Linked DNA regions of Mus musculus: region 1 is linked to region 2. The links are chromatin loops, found by intact Hi-C in ENCODE. Cell type or tissue: left cerebral cortex. All regions are shown on one strand. Each heading gives the region's core, and the rest is flanking DNA. Links, peaks and the distances in the headings are about the cores only.

Region 1 (9,632 bases), core at 1,051-9,050, 91 kb after region 2:
CCAACTATTTCAAATACAGCATAAAGCTTATTTAGATTTACTTTGTGGTACTATGCCACATTACTTAGTTTAAAATGGCATTTTCTTTGCCCCCCCCCAATCAAGCCTCCCAGCTCCTAAGACTTAGACTTCAAGCTCCTCCCCTTTCCCCGCCCCCTGCCCCACCTCCACCCCAGCCTTCCTAGAAACTTCCTCAATGCTAACAAGCACTGACAGATAAGCAAGGGGGCATACTACAAATACAGCCAGCCCTCGCTTTCAATGGCAGAACCCAAGTCAGTGCCAAAGAGGGCCAACTGAAGCCACTCCTTCCAAACTTAAGTCAACCGGCCACCCGACCCCATTCCCCGCGCTCCGGTGTCCCACGGCTACCCGGGCATGCGTGGAGGTAGAGGGGCCCCGGGAACACCCAGGGCCGACAAGCCCCGGCCTCCGCGCCTGCCCGGGCTGGGGAGGTCCCACCCTGCCCACCCAAGTGACTGCACCCGCCCTGCGCCCCCAACCCCCGCCCCCCCCAGGTACCCAGGACGCGGAGCGCGCGGGGGTAAGGACTCACTGCGGCTTCCGTAGCTGTAGCCATCGCGGTCGCGGCGCGGGCCCCGGGCGTGCTCTACGATCACGCGCTCGCCGCACAGCTCCTTGCTGTTGAGCTCGTACACGGCATCGTCGGCATCCCGGGAGTCCTCGAACTCCACGAAACCGTACCTGCGGAGGGGCGGAGCGCGAGCCGCGCACCGGCGGGCGGGCGTGTCGTTAGCCGGCGCCGCGCGCTCCCGCGCCCTCCCCCGCGCGCGCGCGCTCGGGGCGCCGCCGCCGCCGCCATTTTAGAGGCCCTGCCACGCGGCGCCGCGGCCTTGGCCGCCTCGGGTCCTTGGGGGACCTCTCTCCGCCGCGGGGCGCGGCCTCCCAGACCCGACTCACCCATTTTTGAGGTCGATCTCGAGGAGGCGGCCGTAGCCGCTGAAAAAGCGCTGGATGTCCTTCTCGCGGACGTTGTAGCTCAGGCGTCCTATGTAGACGCGCGGCATGGCCGTGACCCACGGGTGTCCTCCGGGAGGCTGGCGGAGGGGCGGCGGGCCGCGGGGCAGGGCTGCGGTGCGGGTGCGGGGACGGCGAAGGCCCGAACACGCGCCTCACACCGCAGCGGCGGCCGAGTCAGCCACACAATGGTGCGCGCGCGCGCGCCGGCCTACGCTATAAGTGCCCGGGGGCGGGGCGCGGCGCGGCGCAGCGCGTGACGTCGTCGCGCAGCACGTCCTCTCCCGCGCCGCGGGCCGCTCCGGATGTGTTGGGGCGGCCCGCGGCGCGTGCCGTGCTTGCTGGGAGTTGATTTCGCTACTGTCATGTCCCCTGGCGCTGTGCAGCCATCAGCGTAAACAGCCGAGGCCCGGACCTTTTGAGTCGTGCCTAATAAACTGTTCTTGTGCCCAGGCACGCGGAGAACGAGTTTTATTTCTCATTGGTTGTCCGGGCTGTCAGTCTAGGCCATCTTGGTCTCTGATTGGTCTACTAAAAAAAAAGAGGTTGCTCTTTCCCTTCAGCGGGTAGCTCGCACTGGTTTCGTTGAGTACACGCTCTTGGGAGTCGGACAGTTCCTTAGTTTCTCAGCGGCTCGGGATCTGTCCCCGAGGTTTAGTGACCAGCGGGGGAGGTGCTGTGGCTGGTCTGGGTGGCATCCCTCCCTCTGCTCGGAGCTCTGACAGCTCTGAATCCCGCGCTCGCCGCGGCCGTTCACAAAGGGAGCATGGCTGGGCCCCATGGTCCTCCAAGACCCCCTATCCCCTTTCCTATCCATACTGTCCTTAACCTGGTTGGATCCGAAGGCAAACTATTTATAAAGCAGAAATACACACTTAGGAGTTTATGGAGGTGACATCTAATGCTGTAGAGTTAAACAAAACAGCCCCACTGCCCTGGAGTAAAGTTAATTGACTATCAAGGAGCATGCCTTGGGAGTATTCAAAGCACGGCGAAGGTTTGGCTAGAGAGGTAAGGAAACCGAAAGCAGAGCACGGTGTGATAAAAGCTGAGAGAAAAGACTGCCATTGAGTTAGTACCTGCTCTTTAGGAATTTGTTTTCTGCCCAGAATCTGGGCAGCCTCAGGCTTTTCAGCTATAATGAGAGAAGATTCTGTCCTCTGGGGCAGACCGGCAATGTTGATAGCACACAGGGAGATGTGTTAATAGTATTCTCGAGGGAAGAGAACGTCCTTAAGTTAGAAATATAAATATATATATGTAGACAGCTTTTAAAAATATTCATGGAACACAGAATGAAGTCAACACATAACAGTTTTATCAAATTGTCAATTTCTAAAAACTTGTTAAAATTTATTTGTGAGTGGTGAGAAGACTGAAGCCGGTAAAGGTGCTTGCTGCCAAGCTGGAGGACCCGACTTTGATCCTAGAGACCCACACGGTAGAAGGAACAACAACAACAACAAAAACAATTCTTGCAAGTTGTCCTCTGACCTCCTGATGCGTGTCATGCCTTCAATAAATAACTAAGTGTGATGATAACACATTTTAAAATTATTTGTAAAAGCAAACACACATCTGGATTCCACACGAGACGAAAAAGCCAGTATTTGTCATTCTCCTACCCTATTACCATATTTTGTTCCCCTCTTCCCTTATCCTTGTTTCCTTCACATAGTTCCCTTTCTACTTTCATGTTCTACACACACACAAGACAACCCATGAGATCATTTATCTTCCAAAGTTCCTAGTTGGATCAGCAGCACTGGGGAGTCCTGTTGCCGACCTAACTTGGTACTTTGCAAAAGCAACAAACTGAAATGACAAGTGCGCAGCATGAGAGTCTATTTATTTTTTTAGTGGGCTGGGGGAGGGAAAAGCCAGATAGTCAGGTGCAGTATCTGATGCCTGTTCTCAGCATCCGGGAGCTGAGGAAGGAGGACTGCTATGGGTTCTAGATTAGCCTTGGCTAAGTTTGAGGCATTGTCTTAAAAACAAGGAAGGGAAGGGTCTGTTGGGAAACTGCTTGCTTCTGGAGCTTGACCGTTCCTGTGGAATGACACCTGAGGTGACCCTTGGCCTCCACACTTGATGCACATGCTAGTTTGGAACTCCAGAGCCTCAATATCAATGAGAGCCAGTTCCTACAGGTTCGCTCACCACATCTCCCTCCCACCCCCAACTGATTCTGTTACCATGTGAAATCTCAACTAACACAGCCACCCCAGAGTATTTGTGTGGAATGCAGCAGAGGCTGCTCTGGGAAGTTCTGCCCAGAGCATCTGACTGATGGCCCATCCATGCCATCAGTCTGATAGATAGATCTCTGAGGCTTGTCTGCGGGAGATTTGTGTAAACGGTGCCAAGCCAGTCCAAACCCTCATTTAAAATCTTCTGAGCCAGGTGCGGTGGTGCACACCTGTAACACCAGCAGATCAGACTTCCGGGCAAGAGGATCAGTCAACTGAGCAAGGCGCTGGGGATATGGTTCAATGGTTTGCTGCCGAAGACCTGACCTGGGTACCTAGAATGAAATTCAAGTATCTCACAAACACCTATAACTCTAGTTGCAGGGGGGAATCCAATGCCTCTGGCTTTTGTGGACCTCCGCACACATAAGTACATACCTCTAAACACATACACACTTTTAGATAAATATATATATTTATTTATCTCCAAATTGCCCCCAGAACTTGGGAGGCAGAGACAGGGGGAATCTCTGTGAGTTCAAAGCCAGCCTGGGCTACATACTGAGACCCTGTCTCAAACAAATATCCCTGGGTAAAATAAAACTTTCAGAACATCTGCAGGAGATCCATTTAGAGCCGGGCTCTCAGTCTCCACGTTGCTGGCCCCTGGGTCAGATGGTTTTTTTGTCACGGGTGATCCTCTGTGCTGTGGGACACTCAACAGACTCCCTGAGCTCTATCCATGTAAGTGCCAGTGGTCTACTCCCATATCCAATGTGACTGAAAAAAAAAATGTGGTAAGCCTTCAGAAAGTGACAGCAGCTGCTGAGGGACAGTGTAGAAGAACCACTTTAAGCTTATTCTAACTAGCTTACAAATAAATGAGACTCAGACTGTGGCCATTTTATTTGGCTTTGACTGCTTACTGGTGGGTAATCACTAGTTTCCTCTTCTGACTGCTGGCCTGGCTGGCTCCCCAGTGGTGTGCCCCAGATACTTGCTGTTTCTCCTGGCCATGTGCTCATGGTTCTCCCCTCCTGGCCACTTCTTCTCTTCTCCCAATCTCTCCTCCAACCACATCACCCAAAACCACCCACCTCTAGTTCCTCCAGGAATTGGCAGTAGCCAATTTTATTTAACCAATAGTTTTAAACCAAGGAACAAGGTTTGCACAACAACAGCTTGTAAACCGGAGAAGTCACTCCCAGGCATAGGCCTTCAGCTATAGAATTTAGCATTATAATACATAGCAAAATGTTGGGAGCTGATTCCTAGCAGAAAGCAGCTATCATCTCTGCAGCCACCTCAGGCTATTTACTTACAGGTGGGTACTTTTCCACCCTGCTTGTTTTCCTAGCACGATGTTTTTGCAAGCAGCTCACACCACAGCTGAACACACTCTGATAACAACCTGATCTTCTCAGACACAGCCTGGACTTGTGGCTTAGTGCCCCCAGCTGCAAGGCACTTGTGGCTAAGCTACAGTCCTCAATTTGTGCTTATAAACCCATAGTTGCCTTCCAATAAATGAGACTTGAGACTTGATCAGATAGCCTGTCTTGTCTCCATTCTTCTCGTCACTTGCCCCTCCATCCCCACTCTCTCTCTCTTACAGACCCTGTTGACTGACCTGTGGGCCAGGTCAGCAATAGAGCAAATATCAACACACAGAACTGCTCCTTTTGAGAACTGGTCCTTATGTGAGAGGTCGGGACCTCCTTAGTGTTTGTGTGGCTAAGGATTAATCAGTTTGCTTTCTTTCTTTCTTTCTTTCTTTCTTTCTTTCTTTCTTTCTCCCTCTCCCCTCCCTCCCTCCCTCCCCCTCCCTCCTTTCTTTCTTTCTTTCTTTCTTTCTTTCTTTCTTTCTTTCTCCCTCTCCCCTCCCTCCCTCCCTCCCCCTCCCTTCTTTCTTTCTTTCTTTCTTTCTTTCTTTCTTTCTTTCTTTCTTTTTTTGGTTTTTCAAGACAGGGTTCCTCTGTATAGCCCTGGCTGTCCTGGAACTCACTTTGTAGACCAGGCTGGCCTCGAACTCAGAAATCTGCCTGCCCCTGCCTCCCAAGTGCTGGGATCAAAGGCGTGCACCACCACACCCAGTTTAACCAGAGTTTTCAACGAGATGTTACTAGACATTGAGGTGGTAGCTCCTAAGGGCCGGCATATGTTGAATTAGCCAAATATTTTATGTCATCTGAGTGACATGCTGTTGTCATACTAAACACACAAATCTGAACCTACAGCACCCAAGCCCATCCCGGGAAAAATGCTTCTAGTACGAATTTGTAAACAAATTCTGTCGGTGCTACACAGGAAAGTGTGAGGGACGAGAGAGACAAGTCTGTGTGTTGTTATAAGGTGGAAAAACTCCGGAGAGGATGCGCTGCAGACCAGACCTGAGCGTTGCGTCCTGAGGATTAGATTAATTTTTCTATACAATTTGTCTGATGCTGGGAACTGAACCCATTCGTGGTGGTTTAAATATATTTGGCCCAGGAAGTAGCACACTAGGAGGTGTGGCCTTGTTGGAGGAGGTGTGTCACTGTGGGGGTGGGCTTTCAGACCTTACTTGCCTAAGGACAGTCTGTTCCTAGCATCCTTTGGATGAAGATGTAGAACTCTCAGCTCCTTCACCACCATGCCTGCCTGGATGTTGCTGTGCTTTCTGCCATGATGATAATAGATTGACACTTTGAACCTGTAAGCCAGCCTCAATTAAATGTTGTCCTTTATAAGCGTTGTCTTGGTCATGGTATCTCTTCACAGCAATGGAAACCCTAACAAAGACACAATACCAGGAAAGTGCTCTTCCACCAAGATCTACCCTCAGCATCAACTCCTATGTACAGGTTTTGTTTCCTTCCTAAGACAGGGTTTCTCCATGTAAACCTGACTGTCCTGGAACTCACTCTGTAGAGCAGGCTGGCCTCAAACTCAGAGATCCACCTGCCTCTGCCTCCTGAGTCCTGGGATTAAAGGCGTGCACCACCATTACAGGTCTCTTCAGACTGCATAAATCTTTCGCCCTTAAATATGTATACTTATTTTTCTTTAAGATTTATTTATTTTGCCAGGCGTGGTGGCGTACGCTTTTGATCCCAGCACTCGGGAGGCAGAGGCAGGCAGTTTTCTGAGTTTGAGGCCAGCCTGGTCTACAAAGTGAGTTCCAGGACAGCAAGGGCTATACAGAGGAACCCTGTCTTGAAAAAACAAAAAACAAAAAACAAAAGATTTATTTAATTAATTTTATTTTATGTATATGAAAACACTGTAGCTGTCTTCAGACACACCAGAAGAGGGCATCGGACCCTGTTACAGATGGTTGTGAGTCACCATGTGGTTGCTGGGAATTGAACTCAGGACCTCTGGAAGAGCAGTCAGTGCTCTTAACCACTGAGCCATCTCTCCAGCCCCCTATGTATACTTAAGGCACTGTAACAAAGTACCAGCAAGTCAGTGGCTTAAAGCATCACAAATGTGTCATCTTCAGGTATGAAGGTCAGAAGTCTCCATGGTTTTCTGGGCAAAAACAAAGGAGACAGTAAGACCTTCTGGAGGCCCCAGGGCGAGAATCTATTCCTTTCTCCTTCTCCAGTGTGTAGAGGTTGTTTGTGTTCTCAGGCTTGTTGATTCTGCCTTTTTCAAAGCCATTAACTTGGTGGGCTCTGTGACCCGGATCACTCAGATCACTCGGACTTCGATCCCAGCTTCCATGGCCACATGTCCCTCTCTGAGCCAGTGCTCTTCCTGCCTCTATGTGGACCCCAGTGGGCTCATCTGCATATATCAAGACAAGCTCCCTACTTCAAGCTAAAAGGCCTTTTCTCTGCAAAATCCCTTTTGCTATGGAGGGTGACATTCCACGTTCTAGGATTTAGGATGTGGGGATCTTTAAGGGAGGGAACATTCTGCTTACCACGGAAACTCTGAGATTTGAGTCAAATTCAGGAAAAACAAACAAACAACAAACCTTAGGGAGTTGTGGTTGAGAAGGTAGAAAAACTGGGAGCTGGAGAGATGGCTCAGAGGTTAAGAGAACTGTCTGCTCTTTCAGAGGTCCTGAGTTCAGATCCCCGCAACCACATGGTGGCTTATAAACATCGGTAATGAGATCTGGTGCCCTTTTCTGGCCTTCGGGCATATGTATATGTGCTGAATACATAATAAATAAAAAATTTAAAAAGAAGGTAGAAAAACAGCAGGACAATCCAGAATGGGTGTCAGAGAAAGTAGAGACGGGAAGGATTTTAAAAAACTAAGTTCATAAACCTTTCACTCAGCAACCCCACCCCTGAAAGTCTGCGTGACAACAGTCCACGGAAGCTTGTTCCAGCTCTGGAATACTCTTGATTCAAAAGAACACAGGACATACATTTCCCAAATGGGGGTTGTGTGATCTATTTTTAGCATGGAGGATTCAATTGTGCACATGTCCCTGCAAACTAGGGCCTTAGCTCAACTGGCCCTCTATTTATTTTATAAATAAAGCTTTATTGGCATGCAGCTACATCCATTCACTTATACAGGGTCATAGCTTCTGTGATGGATACTCCTGGTTGTCAACCTGACTACATCTGGAATGAACTACAATCCAGAAATGCAGGGCACACCTGTGATTCAGATCTTGAGGCTGGAAGGCACAGGCTTCTGACTGCGATCTTGTCTTGGGATAACAAACGCGTTTGATCTAGATTTTGAGGCAGAGTGGCCAAGAAAGGCTTAGGTCCAGGCAAGGTAGTACATACCTCTAATCCTAGGACTGAGGCAAGCTGATCTCTGAGATCAAGGCCAGCCAAGTTCCAAATCCAGACATGGTGATACACACCCTTAATGTGACGGCTGAAGGCCTATATAAGGACATTGAAAGAAGAAGACTCACTCTTCTCTCCAGCCCATGGAAGACTCACTCTACTTCACCTGCTCACACTTACTTGCCGGCACATCCGTTGGAACCCACTACTTGAGGATTCCAGCTTACACAGAAGACCAGCTGAAACTACTAGCCCCGTGGGACCGAGCTACTACTAGACTCCTGGACTTCCTGTTCACAGCTACCCATTGTTGGGTTAGTTGGACTGCAGACTGTAACTCATTACAATAAATTCCCTTAATAAATAGAGACAGCCCATAAATTCCGAGACTTTAGAGAACCCTGACTAATACGGCTTCTCTCAAGTTGTAAAAGTGTCAGTAGTTATTGTGTTGGCAAGTTGCAACAAAGACGGTCTGATCTGAACAACTTAAAGACACCATTTAATTAAATTAATCACATTGGGGCCAGGATCTCACTATGTAGCCCTGGCTGGCCTGGAACTTGCTGTGCAGAACAGGCTAACGTTAGACTCAGAGAGATACATCTGCCTCTGTTTCTCAGTTGCTGGAAATAAAGGTGTGTGTACCACCAAGTCCCACTTTATTATTTTTTCAAAGAATTCTTAAGTGTGTGTGTGTCTCTGTCTTCTATGTGTGTGCCTGTATTTCTCTGTCTCTGTCTCTGTCTCTGTGTGTGTGTGTGTGTCTCTGTTTTCTATATGTGTGCCTGTCTCTGTCTCTCTGTCTCTGTCTCTCTTTTTCCCCCTCTCTCTGTGTTTTACATCTGCCTTCAGGGAATGGAACTCCTTCATGCCTTGAGCATGCTAGACTAGCACTCTACTCGGCCCTCAACTACCTTTTAACAGTAGCTGGGCAGCTCTTATATACAGTCACACCCCATCCGGTCTCACAGCCTTCCTTTCCTACCTTATTCTATCAGCTTTTCCTTTGAATGTGTCAAACATATACCTATAGCTCCCTCTCATTGAACAGTTCTCTGTTTCTGAAACATACTTTCTTAAGACCTGCACCCCGGCCTTCTACTTTCTGCTCCAAGTTACCAGAGGAACCTCTTCCACCCATGCATCCTCCCTGCACTCTGTACCTCCCCCCCTCCCCGTCCCCTCCCTCATCCCCTTCCTGCCCCAGGCTGTGTATTCTCTTCTCTGTTTTCTTCTTGTGGAGGCACCCTGTGAGGTCTCAGCGAGTGGGGTGGGACTCCATTCTGCGCTTGTTCAGAACCCAGGACATGGAGATCTGCAGAAAAGTCTTGCATGTCCATGGTTTTCTGGGGATATAGGAGTGGGAGGAGATTTTCCAGCTTCTCTCTGTGGCTCGCTGTTGCTGCTGCCCAGACTCATTGCAAGCACCACCCTGGAAGGAGGGATAAGGGTTTGCAGGAGCAGCCTCTCTCCTCCCCTTTCCCTTCCACCAAAACACACCTGAACAGAAAATTCAGGTTTGGCGAGGAAGTCGTGGAACACTCAGACATATTTGGGAGTGTATATTTTTACAGTTACTTTGGGAAAGTGCATCTAGTGCCTTCTGCTACTGCAAGCTGGAAGTGACCACGCCAAGAGGAGCCATTCCACACCTGGCAGACAGAAATAAGTTCACAGGCTTGCAAGGCAAAGCAATGGAAATACGGAACAGCATTAT
Region 2 (9,632 bases), core at 1,194-9,193:
GAGAAAGAAAGAAAGAAAGAAAGAAAGAAAGAAGGAAACAAAGAAAGGAAGAAACAAAGAAAGAAAGAAAGAAAGGTGAAATGCCACCTTTCTTATTATGGGTTTAAATGGATAGGTACACTGGGCATGGCGGGGTACACCTGTAATTCCAGCACTCAGATAGTGGACACAGGAAGATCACAGATTTGAGGCTAGACTGGCCTACACAGCTGTCCTATGTTCAAAGTAAATTATGGCAAAGAAGTGTGTCTGACCCTTAATTACCTTCCCAGTGGGCTTACTCTGTGGGGAGTCACAGGTCATCGCCACAGAGGGGAGACGACTACTCTAAGAAAACCTAGCAGGTGTAGAGGGAGACTCAAATCCATGATTTCAGACCCCTGCCTGCCCTGGCCTCTCTTGGTTTCTGTATGAATACTCCTTACTTCAGCAGCAGTAAACTTTTCCCTTGGTCCAGCTGTGATCCATAGTTTCACCCCAATTAACTTCTCAGAAGTGATTTCATCTTTCAAGCTGAAAAGTGATTTTAAGAGTAAATTAGAGCCATAATTTAAGTCAATTTATGAGTTATTGTAGCCTCTTGACTATATAGAACTATAAAGACTGAGACAGGACCTTAGAGCAGCCTCTTTCCCCAAGTGAGAGCCCCTCACTGGACTGCCCTAGAGGCATCCAGGCTAGGTTCAGAAACTCCCAATAAGCAAAGGAGTTCAAGTTAACCACCACTAAAGTATAAAGAAGTCTTCCAAATGCTAATTCAATAAACTCTTCCATTAGTATATTTATATTGTAAGGCAGGGACTCATAGCCCAGATTAGTGCCAAAATTACTATGTAGCCAAGTCTAACCTTGAAGCCCTACTCTACTGCTACCTCCCAAGTGCCGAGACTCGGGCACATGCCACAAAGCCTGGCTCTAACCTTAACTTACACAACTACATGTTTTCACTCATTAAAGTAAAACAAAACAAACCCCCAAACCCTACGGAGTAGAGCTGTAACTGAGTGGTAGAGTGCTTGTGTAGCCTGTGTAGGGTCTTCAGTTCATCCTCATGTCCACAGGGGGAAAAGACATTTAAAGAAAGCTCATCTGAAAACAAAGACATTTTCATTTAATTCTCACTTTTCCTTCCCTAATCTGAAATGTTAAACAAACCTAAAATGTGTCTGTCTCTTAGCTAAGATTAAATATAAAATATGGAGAAAACGTCTGATATCTTAAAATATTATATATGCATAATTATAATGAATCTTTGGTTTTTTATTGGAGGGCAACTTAATAATACGCTAACCAATCTTAAAACTATTGACAAGTTCTACCATCAGGTCACCATTATCACTCAGAAAGCAGTACCCACAATCACCTCTGAATCTTCCAATTACTCCGAAGTCTTTTCTGCAAAGATTTGTAGCCAGTGTTGGTGGTAAACACCTCCTTTTTGTATGCATTGAAAAGAATGGTACTCCGCAGCTCCTTCTCCATGGTTACCTTATAGATAAAGACAAACCAAAGAAGCAGTAATTTAAAAGTGCCCTCAAAGGCTGAGAGAGCCGACCCAGCCTGAGCCTGCCTGGCTTTAGCTCTCAGGCTGTGTACTCTGGCTCTCCTACCTGCCTACTTTCATGTCTTTTCCTACCACCACCCTCCTGTTGTATGCTGAGATTGCTCACTCCTGACAAGTGTAGGGTATATGTCTCCATATTATTTTAGGCACAACTTATTTTATAAAATAAGATCTTACCATAAATGCTACTCTGAAACACACTGCATATACGAAAACCTTCCTTTACATATGAACCAATTCTTCCAAGTAACTACACAGTATTCTGTATTGAGGACATAATACAACTATTTAACCAATCATAAACTTAATGGCATGTTTTGTCAATTTTCTTTGCTATAGTAAAAGACTAAAAACATTCCTAGACTTTTAAAATTTTATCTATTTACCTAGACTCATTTAAAAATTCTGTCTGTCTGTCTATCTATCTATCTGAGATAGGGTCTTACTATGTAGCTCTGGCTGTCCTGACACTCATTATGTAGACGAAGATGGCCTCAAATTCACAGAGACTCACCTGTCTCTGTCTCCAAGTGTTGGGATTTAAGGTCTGCATCTACATGCCAGTTAGCCTCATTTAAATTTACTTATATGTATGTATACACATGTGCCAGGAGGCAGGTTCCCTAGCAGACTTACAGACAGTTATATGTCACCGGATGTGAGTGCTGGGAACCAAACCAGAGTCCTCTGCCAGAGCAGTGTATCCCTTAACTGCTGAACCATCTCTCCATCTCCCTAAAAACATGTGAATGTGGTATTGTACAAACTACCCTTCAAAACACTAATAACCTATATTTCCGTTAACAATTTGTTCCCACATACCACTATTTTTCAGTCTTTGTCATCTTTACCACCACCACCAACAACAAAAAGGCTCTTATCTGTGGCTTTGCTTCTCAAGGGTCTAGTTTTAAGAGAGGTTAAATATGGTCTGAAATTTAAATGGAAAGTTCCAGAAATAAGAACCATCTGGGTAGTATAATGAAATCTTTTTTTTTTTAGACAATTTGTGTGTGTGTGTGTGTGTGTGTGTGTGTGTGTGTGTGTGTAGCCTTGGCTGTCCTGGAACCAGCTCTATAGACCAGGCTACCCTCAAATTCACAGGCTACCCTCAAACTCACAGAGAGCCACCTGCCACTGCCTCCTGAGTGCTAGGATTAAAGGTATGTCCCTCCAAGCTTGTATGATGAGATCTTAACACTATCCTACACTACCTAGCCCTGGACATGAGTCATTTCTTCGTGTAGCCTATGCTATTCATATTACCTCGCTATTAGTCATTCAGTTACCAATTCTGTCAATCAGACTGATGGTCTTGGTATCATAGGGCTCTAGTCAGTGCACCATGACAATATCCTAATAATGCATTGCCACACAGGCACTGTATAATCTCAACCACAGCGGTAAGCCCAGAATAAGGTATTTTGAGAGAAACCAATTCAAAACAAATTTTACTTTGTATTATCAGCTTGCTTATTTATATACTTATGAGTGCTCCATCTGCATGTATGCCTGCATGCCAGAAGAGGACATCAGATAACATTATAGAGGGTTATGAACCACCACGTGGTTGCTGGGAATTGAACTCAGGACCTCTGGAAGTACAGCCAGTACTCTTAACCCTGGAGTCATCTCTCCAGCCCCAGTAATATTAGTTATTATAAACACACACACACAATTTGATACTGTTTGTAGTCCCAGGAATCCACTGACTGTCTTAGAATAGCTACTGCAGATAAGGAAAAACTACCACATTGGCCATCGACCATTTGTATTTCTTCTCATTTTCCTGAGTCCTCTGGTCATTTTTCCATGGGGTTTTATACTTTTGTTTGTTTTTTGTTTTTTCGTTTTGTTTTGTTTTGTTTTGGAGACAGGGTTTCTCTGTATAGCCCTGACTGTCCTGGAACTCACTTTGTAGACCAGGCTGGCCTCGAACTCAGAAATCTGCCTGCCTCTGCCTCCCGAGTGCTGGGATTAAAGGCGTGCGCCACCACGCCTGGCAAAATCTTAATCTTCGTCCTGAGTAGTAGTGAATATACTTTTCTAATCAGCCATCAAAAAAGTTTTTCAAAAGTTTATTTGCCTTTAGTCGTGGCTTCTGGTAACTTAATTTTTGCTTAACTTTTGACTTAATTTTGCAGGTCATAAATCATTTTATAAATCCAAAAGTATTAATGTTTCTCATTCTGGATTCTGCAAGGCACAATGCATTTAGAAGAGCTTTCCCTGTGGTAAGATTTTTAAGTATATCCAATTTTGTCTTTTTCTTGGGCTTTTGTGATATAACTCCTTTTTATTAAGATTTTTATTAGGCCGGGCGGTGGTGGCGCACACCTTTAATCCCAGCGCTTGGGAGGCAGAGGCAGGCGGATTTCTGAGTTAGAGGCTAACCAGGTCTACAGAGTGAGTTCCAGGACAGCCAGAGATACACAGAGAAACCCTGTCTCGAAACAAACAAACAAACAAACAAACAAATGTATTAGCATATATTAATGTGATAATTCCGAGAATGCACATAAGGTACTTGCACCACCCTCTCCCTATGAGCTCCTGTGCCCGCTCACTGACTCCCTTCTTCCCAGACAGGTTTCCCTCTACTTTCATGTCTTTTTTTTTTTTTTTTTTTTTTTTTTTTTAAATAACCATAGTTTGGATTGCTTGTGGGAATGTGAGAAATGTGTGGTGATGCCTTACCATTGAAGAAAATGTCTCCCCTGTCCCAGCAACTTTTAAGTGCCCACAGAGTCTCAGGGAGGGGCAAGGCCTCCTGACCTGTCCCCTCCACGAGACAATGTTGACAGGCCCAATCTGTTGTAGGTCTTGTGCAGGCAAACGTGCTATGTATTTTCTTTTTATGTGCATTGGTGTTTTGCCAAAGTGTATGTCTATGTGTATAAAGGTGTCCAATCCCTGCAGTTACAGAAGTTGTAAACTGCCATGTGTACTGGGTACTGGGATTTGAAGCTGGGTCCTCTGGAAGAACAGCCAGTGTTTTTATAACTACTGAGCCATTTCTTCAGCCCTATGATATAATTTTTTAACACTGAAATTTACGTCCACTTGTAGATTGAAGAGATGGCTCAGTAGTTGCAGACACTTTGCCCCCAAGCCTGAAACACCCATAGGATGACGTCCTTTCTCTTCCATGAGCACTCAGTACCACATACACACAACAAACAAATGTAAATAAAAAAGAAATATATATATATATATAAACTATTTTTGGTCCATTTGAAACTACTCTGATGCTCATATTGGGTACCATTGTTTTTTACCTAAATTACTAGGCGACTGCACAATTCCAATCCATGTTTTAAGAGCTGATAGGAGAGACCTTCAATATACTGTTTCTTCTGAGACAATCTCCTATAATCTAGGTTCGCCTCTAATGCACTGTGCAGTGGAGGACGGCCTTGAACTCTTTAATGTCTTGCCTTAGTTTCCTGGGTGCTGGGATTACAGGCACATTGCCGCCATGCCGCTGCCTCTCAAATGACTTTTTTTTTTTTTTCCCTGTTCTGAGGACCAGGCAGACACCCAGGGTCTCATGCAGGCAGTCTATTAACTAAGCTGCAGCCTTAACCCCTTCAATGAAATTGAAAACATTTTGTCATGTTGACTTCACATGACACGGCTATTTTTTTGCTTGTTTTCTTTCTTTTTTTTTTTTAAAGATTTATTTATTTATTATATGTAAATACACTGTAGCTGTCTTCAGACACACCAGAAGAGGGAGTCAGATCTTGTTACGGATGGTTGTGAGCCACCATGTGGTTGCTGGGATTTGAACTCTGGACCTTCGGAAGAGCAGTCAGGTGCTCTTACCCACTGAGCCATCTCACCAGCCGGTTTTCTTTCTTTCTTTGTTTATTTATTTATGGTTTTTCGAGACAGTGTTCCTCCTGTGTAGCACTGTCACTCTCTCTGTAGACCAAGCTGGGGTTAAAGGTGTGTGCCATCACAGCCGGCTAACAGAGCTGTACTTGAACATGCTTGTTTTCATTTTGTGTACCTACAATGCTGTACTCTGCCTTCTCCAGTTTCCTGATTAGAACGTCACAACGATCATGTTAGTGATATTGACCTATTACTACACGGTGCCACAAAGAACCCAAACATCACAGTACTGAGATTTATATTTTTCTGCTTTTGAGACGTATTTGGGGTGGGAGCAGATTTCTGGGAAAAGTGAATACCCTTCTCTGAGTACTGAATTGCTCTTAACGGAAGAATACACTTCGAGGTAACAGTTTACTGTAGTTTAACCCCACCACCTCCTTCTGAAGGAGCAGTAGATCTGGGGTCCTGTCCTATTAGAATTAGAAATGAGTTTCCCTAAGAATAGGATAAGGTTTAAAAATCGGTAATAATAAGAATATTGAAACAATATTTGGGTAGCACTGCCCAACCATTCTCTTATTTTTTCTTCAATAATCTAACATGGTATACTAAATTTTGCCAAAGTGACGAAAAACACCAAGCGTGGTTGCAACGATAGCTGAGTCTGATTTGATGGCTCCCCATCCTAGGTTTTTTCATATTCTACAGGACTACGACAAATCCGCGCAGTCCGAGGAGCTAGAAATTCTACATCATCGCCAGGACCAGTTCCCAGCCCACTTCCGCGTCCTCAGTTTACCTCTGCCGACCTCGGGATTCCCACAAGGCTGGCCTAGGGGTCTCCAGAGCGGCATGGCGAGGCCGTCATCGTCTCCAGCCAGACCAACGACCTGGCGGCCCGCACAACCCGACCTCTCCTTACCTGAGGCCAGAGGCCGCCAGGTATCCAAGGCCGCGCGCCGAGAAGGCGTGGCTCCGGGCCCCGAGTGACTTCCGTCGTGGCGTGATGACGACAGCGCGACAGACGTGCTGTGTCTGGTGGCTGCGGACGCTGGGGGCTGTTGGGTAGGGGTTCGGGGCTAGCGCTGGGCTGGCCCGTTTCCCGGTAAAGACTGTATCCAAACTGAAGGAGTCACTTTTTAATAGGGAACCTATATTGTTCATTTGCTAGCAACTGCTATTAAAGACCAATAAGATGGTAGGTCCCCAGGCCGGGAATTCCGGCCTGCCTATGGGCGGGGACTGCTGCGGCAAGCCACGCCCCGGCCTGGCCTGGACGCAGGTTCCGGGCAGGCTCTTGCCGGGTAGCGATCAGGAGACCTAAAATGCCAGGTCTTACCAAAATTTAGAAGTAGAAGCTGGGGTAGGGAGTGGTGACGCGCCGGAGATGTAGTACTATTGTGGAGCTGGGGAAGCGTTTCGGGAAGAGGTACTGGCTTGGGCCAACGGTTGCCATGGAAACGGGAAACACGCTTGCTTCCGCAGAGGCTTCACTGAGAGAGGGCTGTCTGTGGCTTTGTAGTCAAAGCCTCTGCAGCCTCAAAACTTGGAGCAGGCACATGTAGGAAGCTCAGCAGTTTTTATTTTCATCTATGTCTTAATACAGAGCAGTATGCGTTAAGGATATTAAAATACACAAGTTTTAAGGCACTTTTCACGACTGTGGTTATGACGATTTTAGAAAGTGGGAAAGAGTGTGAAAGAGAACGATCTCTTCTCTCCCACTGAAGATCAAATCCAGAGCCTTCCACATCGTGAGCTGTACCATTGAGTTAAGTCTCAGCCAGGAAACTTTTCTAGTGGAGTGCTGCAGAATTGAATAGAGTGTGCAATTAAGGATGCAAATGATCAAGTGTGCAATTAAGGATGCAAATGATCAGGATCTGGACTTGGGCAAGTCACGGGATCATTCGGTACTGTAAGTGTACTAGAAGTGCCAGGACACCAGACCGGGAGCAGCTCCTGGAGCAGTTCTCTCACTGTACCAAGTTGCAGAAGGAGCTTGAGGGTTTTAGAGTCAGCTGCTCCGAAGTCCGGTGTCTGAGAAATGACTTGTATCTGGTGAACTTGAACATGCTGCTTAATTGGAGCATTTTCTACGTGTAAATTGAGGATAGATTCTAAAGGTTTATTATGAGGATTATGGATTGAATTGAGATGGCTCAGCAGGTAAAAAGGCTGAGCCTGACATCCTGAGTTAAATCCCCGAGTCCCACATAATCGAAGTAGAGAACCGATTTCTGTAAATTGTCCTCTTGACCTCTACAAGTATTCTGTGGCATGTTTATGCGCGCGCGCACACACACACATACAAATATGAATCTCAATCTCTCTCTCTCTCTCTCTCTCTCTCTCTCTCTCTCTCTCTCTCTCTTGCTCTGTTTGTTTTTTTTCAAGACAGGGTTTCTCTGTGTAGCCCTGGCTGTCCTGGAACTCACTTTGTAGACCACGCTGGCCTCAGACTCAGAAATCTGCCTACCTCTGCCTCCCAAGTGCTGGGAGGTGTGCGCCACCATCGCCTGGCCAAATACGAATTTCAAAAGGATATATTTTAGAACACTATGTATACAGTGTTCTGCCTACATGTATGACTGCACACCAGAAGAGGGTACCAGACCTCATTATATATTGTTATGACCTACCATGTGGTTACTGGGAATTGAACGCAGGATCTCTGGAAGAGCAGCCAGTGCTCTTAACCTCTGAGCCATCTCTTCAGCCCCCATCAATACAAATTTTGAAATGGGATATTCATATATATATATATATATATATGTATATATATATATATATATATATATGTCAGTTTCATAGTATACTTGTTCATTTTCTATCTTGGTGAAGCATTCTGTGACTTTACAATCTTAGAACAGCTGATTGTGGACTTCTGGCAGCATGTTCAGGTTTCGGACAGTCACCCTCCTGTAAGAGGGAAGATTTGTCCTCTCCTTGTGTCTCACCTCTAGCAGTTAACCCACACTAGGAAAGATAAGAACCAGTTTCTTTCCGTATCAAAGCTTAATAGTAATTCTTGACTGAGCTTTGATCTCCAATAGAACAGTGTTGCAGGTGTTCTCTTTGGTTTTTAATGTGTCCCAGCCCTGAGCCCTGCCTCCCCTCTTCATTCCTAGGGCAAGGGACAAAGGGGACAAAACTGAGAGGAAAGGAGTGGGACCAAATATAGAGGGAAAGTCAGTAAAAATCACCAGCATACACTGATTCAAAGAAAAGTCCTCCCATTGTCCCCAAACCAGCCAGCTAATGAGGCTACCCTGAAGTGTGTGCCAGGAGTTTGTGGGAAAGAAACTAAAGTAAAACAGAATAATCTACAGCGCATGGGCAGTGTCTTGAACATGCATCACATGCCCACGTCTGGCTAGTCAGCATTACCTTCTGAAATGATGAATTCTGAACACCTACAGCCTAATAGCTAGCCAGAATACTGGCCTCCAAGATCAGCTCTGTCCTTACGGTAAAGCACATGAACTTGATAACCAGGTCCAGATCAGGAGGGAAGGTCTCGTCAAGACCCTTCTAGATCACTTTCTGGTTCATTCTAGACAATTCTTGCTTTATTCTAAGAGACTTTTATTTTTGAGATATGGTCACATTGTATCTCCCTGACTGCCTGGAACTCACTTTGTAGACCAGGCTGCCCTGGAACTCCCAGAGCCACACATCTTCGGCCTCCCTGGTTTTCAGGGCATGTGCACTATTCCCATCTTTGAGGAGAATTCTTGGCCCTAAGAGCCTAAGGGAGGAGTAGACCTGTCCAAAGGTTACAAGGTAGAGTCCTAGGTCAAATATAGATTACCATTCCAGCCCGTTAGTGGTGTGGCCTTCAAGCCTCAAAGTTTCTCTGACCCTGTCTCTTCCGTTGACAAAAGGGGAAGTGATCATTCCCTTAGGGTCATTGGAAGAAGACCCCTAACCGACAGGAACATCAGCTCTACGACTCGCCCAGGAGACATGCTCTGAGGCTGACTTTGGACAGCTATGTAAAAAGGGAGTGTGTTAAAAGACTGCAATCTTCAAAGGAAAGCTCGAGGCTTCTAGGGACTGGCTGCTACAGTCTGCACCGTTGACCCTTCTCCAGGAGGAACTCGGAGTTCACAGACCCATTCTTGGGCCCAGATATGGCACAGATGCATCTCTGGACCAAATGTCTCACTTAAGCTAAGAGAAGGATGAAGAAGTCAGAATCTATCATTTCCTGCAATTCTAA

The links. A loop is a pair of places that touch in the nucleus more often than their neighbours do. Peaks named below come from ENCODE experiments on the same cell type or tissue, not always from the same donor. Only the 100,000 strongest peaks of a DNase experiment are listed, where the experiment ranks them.
Region 1: a loop joins it to region 2, with 6 times the contacts of the local background. A loop is called at or near these places in 17 of 42 quality-filtered maps.

The regions. Positions count from the first base shown.
Region 1 is chr2:162,923,067-162,932,698 of GRCm38, reverse strand. It overlaps Srsf6 (serine and arginine-rich splicing factor 6), which reads right to left and starts at 1,191. Exons shown (of 6, transcript NM_026499.4): 1 at 922-1,191; 2 at 557-705. The coding sequence starts at 1,028. In left cerebral cortex, for the core only: no CTCF peak of the experiment used is centred there; a DNase peak (open chromatin) is centred at 1,399; H3K4me3 peaks cover 965 bases; H3K27ac peaks cover 929 bases.
Region 2 is chr2:163,014,231-163,023,862 of GRCm38, reverse strand. It overlaps Ift52 (intraflagellar transport 52), which reads right to left and starts at 6,510. Exons shown (of 13, transcript NM_172150.5): 1 at 6,330-6,510; 2 at 1,364-1,488; 3 at 426-513. The coding sequence starts at 1,482. In left cerebral cortex, for the core only: a CTCF peak has its summit at 5,229; DNase peaks (open chromatin) are centred at 6,448, 6,724, 6,797 and 7,356; H3K4me3 peaks cover 1,766 bases; H3K27ac peaks cover 1,112 bases.